Linked DNA regions of Homo sapiens: regions 2, 3 and 4 are each linked to region 1. Evidence: chromatin contacts called from ENCODE Hi-C data. All regions are on one chromosome and are shown on one strand. The core of a region is the stretch at or near the end of the contact, and the rest is flanking DNA. Distances in the headings are between cores, read along the strand shown.

Region 1 (2,933 bases), core at 42-2,541:
CAGCATCTGGCAGCACCAAAATTCTCCAGAAGATTCTGATCCAGCCTGTCTCCTAATCAGTGACTACGAAGCCAGCGGGTACCTCAGACAGACGCTCTTGGGCTGCACGTGCTGCCTCAGGCTCCGGATCTGGTGTCATAGGTATGCCCAGGTTAGCTGAGGATCCCTGTGGCTACAGCCTTCCTGGTTAGCCTTCACAGTTAGCCTTCACAAGTATGCTCTGTATGTGAATTGCTGCTCAGATGTGCTTTGTTCAACATTTCTCTCCAGGGATGAACACCCTTCCTCTCGCTTCCCCTTTGTTCCAGTCCATTTGGCTTGGCTCTGATTTCCTGCCTCCTCATCTTGGGAACAGGTTCATCCCATGGTACCCTAATCCCACGGAACTTCCCTTGAACCAATACATTGCCACCTCCCCACTGAGAGATGCCAGACTCTTCTCCCAACTCTCCCAACCACCTTAACCAAGTCAGCCCCTCCCACATAGTCCCTAGTTAAGATCAGAATGAGCTTTATCTGCTTCTTAAACTTTGTTGTTCCTACCTCTGCAATCCCTCTTAGGCTATGGAACTACTGCGGGATGAATTCACCAAGCCGCAGCTGGGACTGCCTTTGTACTCCTCTCTCTAGACAGTCTGCCCCAGTCTCACACATGGCCAAAGTCTGGTAGGTAGTTGCTGAGTTCCTGAGTGTTGCTCTCTGGGCCAAGGCAGTACAGGGCAACTTCCCAAGGCAGAGCAGACAGGAGTAGTGCTTGGATTTGGATCAGACCACACTGGGCTTTGCTGAGAGGAACTGGGCCAGCATACAGAATGGTTTTTAATGGACTGGGTTTGAAACAGTTCTCAGAGTGTTGAGAGCAATTATGAAGGAATCAGAGTGGCTGTGGAAGCTGAGAGGTTTGGAGGTCCCTAAAGGTATCCCCCAATCTGTACTGCAGAATTGGAACCCCGTTGACAAGAAGAGAACTAGAGGAGGCTGGAGCAGGTGTTGCACTCAAGTGCAAGGTGTTGCACTCAGCAGTGCTGAGGCTGCAGAAAGCAGGGACACTGCCAGCAGCAACACTGCAGCTCCTGCTCCTTCCTCAGAGGGTGAGAGGCAAGCTGGGCTCAGGGTAGCCTGACTGCAGATGTGGCCTGGGACTTTGGCCTAGTAGGCCTTCCATGGACCTGGTGCTGATAGATGGGTAAGGAGAGAACCTAGATAACAACACAACAGAGTGCCTTGACAAGGGCGGGAAAATTCCAGACTCCACCACAAACAGGAAGATAGTTCTTCCCCTATTGTGGTTTCTAAAGTTTGTAATTTCCAAGCTGCTGGCAGCACTTACAGAAAGGGAGGGTCGGCCGGGCACGATGGCTCTCGCTTGTAATCCCAGCACTTTGGGAGGCTGAGGTGGGTGGATCACAAGGTCAGGAGATCAAGACCATCCTGGCTAACACGGTGAAACCCCATCTCTACTAAAAATAAAAATAAAAAAAATAGCCGGGCGTGGTAGTGGGTGCCTGTAGTCCCAGCTACTCAGGAGGCTGAGGCAGGAGAATAGCTTGAACCCGGGAGGCAGAGCTTGCAGTGAGCAGAGATTGCACCACTGCACTCCAGCCTGGGCGACAAAGCAAGACTTTGTCTCAAAAAAAAAAAAAAAAGGGCAGAAGGGTCATTTGTTTTTGTGTCTGAAGCACCCCAACTTGACATCCCTGTGAGCCTAAGGACAAGGAGCTCAAAGAAGAGTGTGCTCTGAGAACGGGTGCCTTCGTTATACTTGTATGCTTTCTATTTTCACACACATACATAGACAAGCATATCAGATTCTGCACCCTTGCGGGTAAGTCACCTGGCCTGTGTCATCAAAATGTAGCATATTTCTGTACACTGTATGTTATTCTGAAAAAAAAAAAAAATGCTATGCTCCCAAAGGCTGGGTTGACAAAGGAAAGGTGCTTGTAAGCAGTTACTTTATTATGTTTGAATTACTTTATTATGTTTGATACAATAAACTTGGCTTCTGTCATGAAAGACCCCAATGAAAACTGTCATCTGCAAAGTTAGGAGTACGTACAAATGTTTATGCTATGTAGATAGTTTATGGTCAATTTCACTCATCACTGTTTCCACTCCCTGACTTACCAATAATTTGACAGTCCTTGCAGCTGCATTGTAACTCACCATCACCCCACCCTTTGTTTCTGAGCAGTCATAGTGGGTGAGGAGAAAAATAGGGCACATTTGAGAGAAAATATGTGGCTCTACAAAAGACAAGCACATTTCTTTGGCTGTCATAATTAGCTATAAAAATTAAGATTGAGAACATCTGTTTTAATTACGTATGTAGCACAGGCTGTTCTGTTGTTTCACAGCTTCTCTCAGGAAAGGAAAAAAAAAAAAAAAAAGATACCTGCTCACAATCTTCCCCTGGAACTAAGCCTAATTCGCTTTTAGCTATAAAAAACTACTATTGATATTAAATAATGTCCCTAGGTACAATATTACGTAAAATTTTTATAATTTCTTTGGCAGACCCTGTATGGTAAGATTGGAAAGGACAGACTAAATGCAGTAAACGTAAGTTTCAAAGTGGAAATGACTGACAAAGTGTGTTAGCTCGGTGTTTAATTAGGCATAAAAGCTTTATTTTTTGACCGAATTGTGAAAACCATAGTAATGCAAACCGACATGGAGAAAGCTACTGGGAACAGCAAAGGAAATGGAAGTGAACTAAGTAGAAAACAGATCCCGGCCAATCAGGTCCTTGACAGCTTAAAACATTTACTGTTCCCCAAGTGTCCCAGAGTGTTAGACACTATAGAAAATTAACCCATAAAGCTGCAAGGTATCTTCACATCTGTCATCTGCCTCTGAGGAAGTTGACGTATTAGACTAGACTGTCCCTGGGTTTTGGTTTTGTTTTGTTTTCATTTCCTTTTTAAAAATAA
Region 2 (3,226 bases), core at 37-2,536, 550 kb before region 1:
AGCTGTCGCCGGAGCCGGCAGTCGCCCGCCTGGAAGAAGAGGTAGACGAAGGGATTGAGAGCGCTGTTGGCCATCGCCACCACGCGCAGCGCCGCCGACAGGCCCTCTCCCTCCCAGTCTCCCGCGGGCCCGGACGACCACGCGGCCGCCAGCCGGGCGGCAAAGTAGGGCAGCTCGCAGCCCACGAACAGCAGCGCCAGCAGCAGGCTCATCTTCAGGCTCTGCACCTTGGCGCGGGGCAGCGCGCTGGGCGCAGGGGCTCGACCTGGGCTCGCCGACCAGGGCGCTGCAGCCGCGGGGGCCTGCGGCCGGTGCCGCCACCAGACGGAGAGTAGGTGGCCGCAAGCGACGCCCAGGACCGTAACAGGCGCGACGAAGCCCGCGACGGCCTCGTAGAACGCGTAGACCTGCAGGTGCCAGCGCGGCAGGGGCGCGAAGATCCCGTGGCAGCGACGCTCCCCCGGCCAGGCGCGGGCGGCCGGGGGCGCGCCTGGCTGCAGGGACGTTGGCGGCGGCGGCGGCGGCAGCGGCGAGGGGGAGTCCCCGCGCACCACGAAGGCCGGGGGCAGCGCCAGCAGCAGTGCCAGCAGCCAGCCCAGGGCGGCGAGGGCACGCGCGGGCAGCGGCCGGCCGTGCGGAAGACGCACCGCGCGCCGGCGCTCGAGGGCGATGAGCACCACGAGGTGGGCCGAGGCGCCCCGCCCGGATGCCTGCAGCAGCTGCAGGAAGCGGCACGCCAGGTCCCCCGTGGCCGCGCGGGGCTCGCCCAGCAGTTCCCAGGCCAGCTGTGACAGCGCCGTGCCCCCGCACGCGTACAGGTCCGCCAGGGCCAGCTGCACCAGCAGGAAGTCCATCTTGCGACGCTTGGGGCCCGCCCAGGGCCCGCCGCCGCCGCACAGGCGGCACAGCACTGTGGTGTTGCCTGCCACCGCCACCACCAGGATGACCCCCAGGAACACCAGGCGGACGCGGCGGCTGGGCGGCCCAGAGGCAGGGGCTCCTTGCCCCAAGGTCAGGTTGAGACCCCAGCCCAGCAAGATGGGCACGGAAATGTTGGGCGCCGGCGGCAGAATTGAGGGGCTAAAGAGATCCTCCATCCTTGTCCCGGAGGAAGAGGAGGCACCGAAGAGGGCGGGCAGGACGCGGGAAACCAAAGTGGAGGCGAGGCGGCGCGGGGAGCGACGCTGGGTCTATACGAGTTCCCAAAGTTAGTTGAAAAGGCACACGCACAGAGAGGGAGATGGATTCGGGCGGCTTTGCGCTTAGTTGTTTTTGTCGATTGTCCTCGTGATTTGTCACTCAAATGTGGGTTGTACACTCGAGGAACACACATGATTCCTATTCTCCACCTTCCCCGCGTCTTCCCTCCCATTCCCGGCGGGTACTCTTCCAATCTCTGCAGCGGCCCCCGACGCTACCCTCGCGGAAGCCGCGGACCCCTGGGCGCTGAGAACCTCATCCATTCTCTATTTACGTGTAAAGCACAGCAGGACAGAATGTCGCTTTGCTTGGCCATTGTATACGGCCAGTGTTATGCCAGCACCCACACAAGAGAGGACCTCTTGACTGAGATTGTACCACACGCCCCCACCACCCCAATGTGATTGCCAGTAGGAAAAAAATAGAAAAGACATTAGTTTTTATTTTAAAGGTTTGAAATGCCATGGATCTGCACGAGCATGAGAAAAACAGGAACACAAGAAACCTAACAGCGTTTTGAGCAAAGAGGAGACCTATTAGCTGAATTTTGATCAAGATGTGTCTTCTCTGTCCAAGAATGAAAGTATTTTAATTAGAGGGTACTAAAGTCAATGATGTTGCTTTTAGGAGTGGCAGTGTTGCAGATCGTTCCAAATACTAGGAGCAGTGGGTCACAGCTGCTTTCTTGGTGATGTAAAATTCATTTCATTAGTCTGAAGAGGGCATTAATAGGTTTTATGCAAATGGTAGTGCATTTATTGCTTTTCTCCTAATATTTTCATCCAGTGAAGGATGCGTCATCACACTCCTCATTCTCTTGATTCTGTTTTCCAGCAGATGGGAAGTTGCTAGGAGGGGCTACGCCTCCAATAAGCCTAGAGAAAAGGTGACTAAGAAAGTGATAAGGCGGCCAATTTTTTTAAAAAAGAAATCCAAGTCACAGGAAATGGTTTAGATTAAATGTTGCTGCTTTCATTTTAGCCTTGTCTCCTCACAAACACATTTTAGTTTCCCTGTTGGAAGCATCCATTTGTCTTTTTATGCACCCTCCACGTTAATCATGGTGAAAGTAGAATTTCCTGTACTTCCTGGCCTGGGGGCCAGGGAGGTATGAGTGTTGTCTAGGGTTCACATTCCCAATCTGAGGAAACATTTGGAACTTTAAGATTCATGGCCTAGGAAGATTTGGTGGGTTCCATGATAGTCCTGCCAGCTGCTGTAGGAATCCCATTTCCCAAGCTGTTGTCCTTTGGCCAGAAACCTTGGTTATTTTCATCATCATCTCTGTGGTGCCTCGCTCTGGTCTGACAGGTTGTAGTTATCAGTGGGTATGTGTTGAGTTGATGAATTAGTGGATATACGATGCTTTTCAGATACCTTCGAGCATAAATGCCTGCCTTGACTATAAATCCATCACCTAAGAAAAAATTCCTTTTATACTATGCCAGTATTGTCCAGAGGAGCCCAAGGAAGCTCTGTGGAGACATAGGAATAAGTGTTCCTGGTGGGACATTTAAGAAAGCTAGAGTGATAGCCTTGGAAAATCTAAAATCCTGGTTTGATTTTCATACTCTCCCTTTAGAACTTTTTATCCAAGGCCTTTTTCTATGCACACACATCATCCCAGTTTATAATGCACTTCTTCCAGGGAGCCTTCTCTGAGCAATGTTCATCATTCAGTGATTTTCCTAGCCAGTATCATTTCAGTGTTTCTCAAGATAGTCTATCATTTGTCTCAAATTTGTTGAAATGCTCTTATATATTAGCATTTCAAAATGACTATAGTGAAATTTCACAGAACTTTAGTAAGATCTGATAAAACATTGATTTTCAACAAATTCTTTTTTTTTTTTTTTTTTCCCTTTTTGAGACAGGGTCTCACTCTGTTGCCCAGGCTGGAGTGAAGTGGCATGATCATAGCTCACTGCAGCCTCGACTTCCTGGGCTCAGGTGATTCTCTCACCTCAGCCTCCCAACTAGCTGGGACTGTAGGCAGACACCACCACACCCAGCTAAGTTTTGTATT
Region 3 (2,893 bases), core at 254-2,753, 770 kb before region 1:
AGAGCTGTGAAATCTATAATTCAGGTCACAAGGAGGACTCTGTTGCTTTTCCACTCTGCTGGTGAAGAGATAACAGAAGGTACCCTCTCAGTTTGCCATTGTATTTAGGTGAAAGATGCCCACCTCAAACCCACTCAAGCACAAAGAGAATTTACGAGCCCACGCAACGGGAAAATGCAGGGCTAGCTCACGCTCAGCTGGAGAAGGAGGAGCTCAAATGGTGTCAGGAGGAATCCATCTCTCCCTCTCGTTTCTGCTTTATCCTGTTGTCTTCATCCTCACTCAGGCTTTCTTGGAGAGAAGGCAAAACCCCAACAATTGCAGATATACAAACTCCAAGTCTCTGGCCCAGGGGCTCCAGGTATTGAGTTGCATCTCATTGGCTCAAATTGCCTCCCATACCGCTTCTTGGATATATTGCCTTGATCGCATGCCTAACCCTGGCACTAGGATTTGAGAATTTACCAGAGGTTACCTCCTGGTAGAACTGAGTCTTAAAAGAAGAACCTAAGCCAAGGGCTAAAAGTAGTGGAGGGGTGGCTCCCCAAGAAGAAAAGATAGATTCTGTTTCAGGAAGAAGGGATATTGAGCAGGTCAAACCACAGCGGTGTACTCCCTTCACCTGCTCAGCCCTGTGCCTCTCTGTGCTAATGGATAAGGCACACCTGATACCTTTGGAAGGCTCTAGAGTAGCTAAATCATAGATACTATTAGCCAAGCTAGCCTGCCCATTCAGTTGTGTTCATTGAACAAACATTTATTTATAGTAAGCTGCAAACTTAAACTGAGCCCATGCAGGGAGGTTTATTGGGTAAATCAACTTCCCAGAACTACTGCGTCAGGAATTGCCACAGGCTTCTTGTTGGCCAAGCCCCTGGGGCCACACTTCGAGTCTTGGCTGACTGTCAGCTACTATTTTTTTTTTTTTTTTTTTTTTTTTTTTTTGCCTTTCTGCAAGCCCCAGGTTCCAGGTTTTTTTTTTTTCTTTTTGCCTCTGGTTCCTAGGTGTTTTCTCTTCTCCTAACTTTGGCTAGGCACAGGACACATCTTTCCAGCTACTTCTGACACTCTCGAAAACAAGAAACAAGATTTTTTTCTTCATCAGGACTGGAGATTTACTGGGGACAGGGAAATCTTCGAGGATTCAGAAGACCTCCTGCTTCCTTAGGGTCATTATTCCTGATCATCACCCTTTTCCAGTTCTCAACCTTCATGGCATTTCTGCCTCCTCTTCTGTGGCTGAAGTGGGACTCACAAGCTCTCTCACTCCTGTGCACTGGCAGTGCCAGCTACCACTTACTAAGCACCTACTCTAGGCCAGGCCCTGTGGAAAACACATTATCAGTATATCATCTCAAATGCTCCTCCCCTCTCCTCTGCGGTGAGTCCTGTGACCCTCACCAAAGAGGAAACTGGAGGCCGGAGAGATTAAGTCACTTGCTTGCATTCTGTGGCCAGTGAGTGGCAGCCGAGGAACTGGGACTGGGTCTGCCTGGGACTGAAACCACGCTCTTCACCACCACACTGTAGTGCCTTCTGTGGGCCTCTACTTCAGGAAGCCCTTTTCCAACACGTGAGCCTGAAATCACAGAATGGTGAGAACAAACGAGGGTGCCTGGAACACTGCTCAGGAGCCCCCAAAGACTCAGGAAAGCCATTGGCACGCCTCATGACCACAAGGCTGAGTGATTTCAATCTCTATGTCTGACAACGCACCACCCCGCAACGGCATGCACGGAAGATTTATAATGGGTTTTCTTCATGTATCACCCCTGCTGGTATCAAACCAGAACCACCTCTATTTTATGTAGTGTTTCTCAACCATATTTTACTCATGTGCCCTTCTGATATGTGCAAAATTCTTACTATCACCATCCCAAATGCTGGGGTGGTCCCCAGGGATTTCTTTCCTCCCACTGTGATTTTTGCATTACTCCATCTCACCTACCAGTTCCTGTAGTTTGAATTACAAAATTCCCCTCCTTTATTTTCCACATATAAAATGTTTATGTAATATTAAATATCAGAATACATCTAGACATATTTAAAATATTAACGCCCCAGATCGCGTTGGCCCCAACCAATCAGAACTGCTGCTGGTCCTTGCCGCATGCTGCTGAACTGCAGCCTAGCATTAGCCCTGTGTATACTTCCAGGAGTCCTACAATACTTCCTGGGGGCACCTCTCCCACCACCACAACTGGGAATCCTGAGCTTGGATCTAGTGTTTCTGCTAATGTTGCTATAGAATTCAACTAGGTGAGGAAGAAACAAAAATGGAGATTGCATCATTCTCTTTCTCCTTTCTTTTATGGAAACCTTCCTCCCAACCAATTGCTTCATCATGTTGGGGTTGGCCTTGCTCTCAGTACAAGGGATGGAATAATCCAAGAGGAGTAACAACAGCCAGGTGTGTCACTGTGTGTCAGAATAATGCCCCATGTGCATTAAGTTGCTATCAAGGGGCATCACCCTTTCCTCATCTCAAACTCCGACTATGAGGATATCCAGCTGGTGTCTATATGGCAGCCACCCACTTGTTCCTCCTGAGGGAATTGCCTTTGGGTTTTCAGATCATGAGGAAATGAGGCAACTAGTTTCATAATTCCTGAATGTTGACCCAGTCCTGGAAGAAGTCAACGCCCAACTGGAACATTACTGCTCTTGCCTGTGTCAGAAGAGGAACAGGATGACATGGCAGGAATCTTAAAGTGCCTCCAACACCGCCTGTGAATCAGTACTCACAGGTCAGAGCCTTCAGGGTGATGTTGAAAGGCAGGAATACTGCTCAGCCCAGCAAAATAGCAGGGCCTAAAAAAGACGGGGCCAGAGTTGGGGGGAAGGAAAAAACAAATTAAGTGCATGTCGGACACCATCTGCTGATTCCCAAAAC
Region 4 (3,120 bases), core at 606-3,105, 750 kb before region 1:
CATAGAGGCCATGATTAGTGTCTGCCAACAATTCAGCAGAATGGTTGACAAGGTCAGATAACAACAAAATGAGAGAATGGAGGTGAGAAAGGTACAGACAGTAAATTTCATGAAAGGGCAGAGGCAGGAAAGCAGGAAATGGGGAGTGGTGGTGGTGGTGGTGGCTTTTAACTTGAACACAGTGGCAGGCTGAGGCACCAGGAAGGGAGGAGCCAACAACAGACCGGAGAAGAGAAAGGCTCTGAGTGAGTAGCAGGTGCAAGTCGTGTGGATAAACCTCAGGCTGAGGGAACTTAAGGCAACAGCCTGAGGGCCCTGAAACAGACCCTGGACCTCCTGGCAGGGGCCTCTGGAAGGAGCCTGGCCACAGGGTTCTGAGGTAAAAGAATGAAAAAAGAGAGGAGGCTCAGACTCTGTGGCAGAGCCTACTTTGGAGGGAAGTGGGAAGTGGGAAGTCCGGAGCCCTGACCACGTGAGGGGCCTCCCAGCCCTGCCACATCCTTTTCTCTGGACAGAGCTGTCACTTAGCTCCCCCTCCGTGACTCAGAATCTGGCTTTCTCATTTTGCCATTTTAATTCTAGTAACGATGAGAGTCACAGTAAAAAGCTGCTTCTGGGAGTGGATTTTCTTCCCTTCCCTTGATCGCAGTATGCTTGGGATTCCTCTTACGTGGCAGTCGTGGTGTCCAGCTCTGGCCTTGGCCCCGCCTCTTTGAAGATACTCTGGTTTCACCATAAAACTTCCTGGGGAAAGGATGATTCACGTTTAAAGGACATAGTTTTTCCTTGATTTGTTTATTTAAGCTACCATACACTAGAGGGGGCCGGAACTAGACCCAGGAGTAGAGGACTTTGCTTTGCGGGATAAGGAGAATGGGCACCCTGGGGAAGAGCGAAAGATTTCCTACTGTTACAACCCGTGTCTTATAACACTTGAAGTGAATGTGGTGTCTGAGTTACAACACTACTTCCCCTCACAAACAGTTAAAAGCAGAGGGTCACAAACATAGGCTCAACCAGAAAAAAAGATTCTCATTTCATCTGTAGTTTTGTATCAAGGATTGTGTTGGAATTTGCCTCCATATTAAACTGCTGTTCAAGGGTTACCAACTCAAATGGTTATGGGGTGAAGCCGGTGTCTCAGGCATGGGCCTGTCGTTGGGACCTGTGGCAAACCAAAGCCACTACTTGCCCTATACAAAGGGGGCAACAGCTGTCAGCCCCAGCAGCTTCCACTAAAAGGTGCAAGCTCTGTATTGCCCGACCTGACTTTTCAGAGAGAAGTTTTAAGTCCGAATTGTTTTGTGAGACCTCCAGATTTTTAAATACTGAGAATGAATTCCATTAAAAAGATCACAACAACAAACACCCACCATACAGTCCAAGCAAAATGCTGTGAGAGCAACCTTCATGAGGAGTGCAAAGTCACAGTTTCAATTTCACTTCTTCTAAAGAGATTTCCAAGTGTTCTGTTTCTTAAGTGATTCTGTTTGCATTTTAAAATACAACTGTATCTCCTAGAGGGAAAACAAGAATTTGCTCTAAGAAGTCACTGCCTCCTCAGCCCCTTTGTGAGTAAGCACTTTATGCTTCCCCAGAGGTGACTAAACTCTGATCATTGCCAATGGGCAGGCACTCCCCAAATGTCCAAGGACAACAAAGATACCCAGAGTGTCTTTCATAGCTACCAATGATTAAATAGCAAGTATTGCATTCCTGGGCATTGCTAACTAGTGAAGTATACCAGATGGAAATGTCTTCGAAGCTGTCCCTTTAAAACTCGAGCAAGCTACCAGGCAAACTCCGCCTCCAGGGAGGTTCCTTATTAAATAGGAGCCAACTGGCTGGGTCGGGGCTCAATACCCCAAGCAATACCTGCAACTGAGGATTCTTCCCGGGGAGACCGCAGCCCATCGGCATGGCTCAAGAGTTTGTGAACTGCAAAATCCAGCCTGGGAAGGTGGTTGTGTTCATCAAGCCCACCTGCCCGTACTGCAGGAGGGCCCAAGAGATCCTCAGTCAATTGCCCATCAAACAAGGGCTTCTGGAATTTGTCGATATCACAGCCACCAACCACACTAACGAGATTCAAGATTATTTGCAACAGCTCACGGGAGCAAGAACGGTGAGTTTCATTTTAAACGGCTAGGGAAAGGCTCCCGGATTGCCTTTTCTTGTCAGAGCTGTGCCTTTCTTTAGGATAAGGCTGCGGCTCCGTACTTCAAGGCGTCCAGAGGGCTGTGCGGGGCGGGGGGTGTGGGGGAGGGCGCCTTAGAGAGGATCTCGGTCACTTGAATGAGCGGCGGCACTGCAGCCAAAGGTCTTCACGGGGCAGAAGAGGGAGTACAGCTGATGTCTGCTGTGCGGCAGGGTAAGTGGGACCAGCAGCTTGCCGGTGAGTCCCTGGGGAATTATCTAGAGTCTTTGTTTTAAGCACTGCCAGGAAATGACAGTTTTCAGTTGGCAGGGCTGGAGGTGGAAGCTGGGGTGGAGGGCCGGGTGTGATGTGTTTGTTATTTAACATGAGATTCATGTTCTTCATTCTTTTCTCTAGGCTTTCTTTTTCTAATTTGCTCATTCTTCCTTATCTAATTCCTCCCACTGGAAAAATCTAATGTACCGTTATCTGCCCCTTGTTCTAAATTAATTATGGATGTTTCCAGGCCCCACATTGTAGGGAATCATAGCCTGGAGTTCTGGCCTGGCTCTTATAATGGCTGGCTGTGTGATCCTGGGCAAGTCACCACCCCAGTAGTCCTCAAAGATCCCAGCTGCAAGACCAGATTAGGTGACCTCAGAGTCCCATTTGCTACGAATAGACTGTGGGACCCTCTAAAAATTGCTCTCCTCCATCCGAAAGACTTCCCTCTCTTCAGCATCCTTGGCTTTGCGTCCTGGGCTTCAGGAGGGATGCCAGCCACATCACCTGTATCAGTTCTGCTGTGAGGTGGGATGAGAAATGTCCCACCAGCTCAGCTAAGTTCTCTTTTACGATGCACGAATTCTACAGCACAGTGTTAGGCCAAGCACATATCCTATTTCAGTTTTAGTTTGACTTACAAGGTTGTCTCTGGGTTCTGAGTATAAAGCATTGGAGGTTGTTTCTCTCCCCTTCTCTCT

Evidence for each region. A loop is a pair of places that touch in the nucleus more often than their neighbours do. Pooled maps may share reads with other maps.
Region 2: a map of GM12878 shows a loop between it and region 1 (2.8-fold over the local background). The contact joins the promoter of GPR150 here to the enhancer-like site in region 1. A Hi-C loop is called at or near these places in 1 of 168 maps with a recorded cell type or tissue (GM12878), 3 of 37 single-sample maps with no recorded cell type and 5 of 50 pooled maps.
Region 3: a loop to region 1 is called in a map with no recorded cell type, with 2.4 times the contacts of the local background. The contact joins two enhancer-like sites. A Hi-C loop is called at or near these places in 3 of 37 single-sample maps with no recorded cell type and 2 of 50 pooled maps.
Region 4: a loop to region 1 is called in a pooled map, with 3 times the contacts of the local background. The contact joins the promoter of GLRX here to the enhancer-like site in region 1. A Hi-C loop is called at or near these places in 2 of 37 single-sample maps with no recorded cell type and 6 of 50 pooled maps.

What each region holds. Positions count from the first base shown.
Region 1 is chr5:95,068,414-95,071,346 of GRCh38, reverse strand. The region is part of intron 1 of MCTP1 (multiple C2 and transmembrane domain containing 1); the gene reads left to right. Among named protein-coding and RNA genes, the nearest start is that of MCTP1-AS1, 91 kb to the right of the region's middle. RefSeq lists an enhancer at 1,089-1,138. Within about 2 kb of position 1,291, at least 2 of the 41 ENCODE cell types and tissues checked have a DNase peak (open chromatin) inside an H3K27ac peak, as active enhancers do.
Region 2 is chr5:95,618,147-95,621,372 of GRCh38, reverse strand. It overlaps GPR150 (G protein-coupled receptor 150), which reads right to left and starts at 1,286. Exons shown (of 1, transcript NM_199243.3): 1 at 1-1,286. The coding sequence starts at 1,097. RefSeq lists silencers at 1-385, 94-388, 406-455, 546-945 and an enhancer at 1,115-1,730.
Region 3 is chr5:95,841,866-95,844,758 of GRCh38, reverse strand. The region is part of intron 1 of LOC124901029 (a long non-coding RNA gene); the gene reads left to right. All of the region lies in intron 2 of LOC102724720 (a long non-coding RNA gene), which reads right to left. Among named protein-coding and RNA genes, the nearest start is that of LINC01554, 8.9 kb to the left of the region's middle. RefSeq lists enhancers at 1,539-1,648, 1,659-1,778. Within about 2 kb of position 1,503, at least 24 of the 41 ENCODE cell types and tissues checked have a DNase peak (open chromatin) inside an H3K27ac peak, as active enhancers do.
Region 4 is chr5:95,821,461-95,824,580 of GRCh38, reverse strand. GLRX (glutaredoxin) reads left to right here and starts at 1,855. Exons shown (of 3, transcript NM_001118890.2): 1 at 1,855-2,125. The coding sequence starts at 1,919. RefSeq lists enhancers at 607-1,107, 1,338-1,427.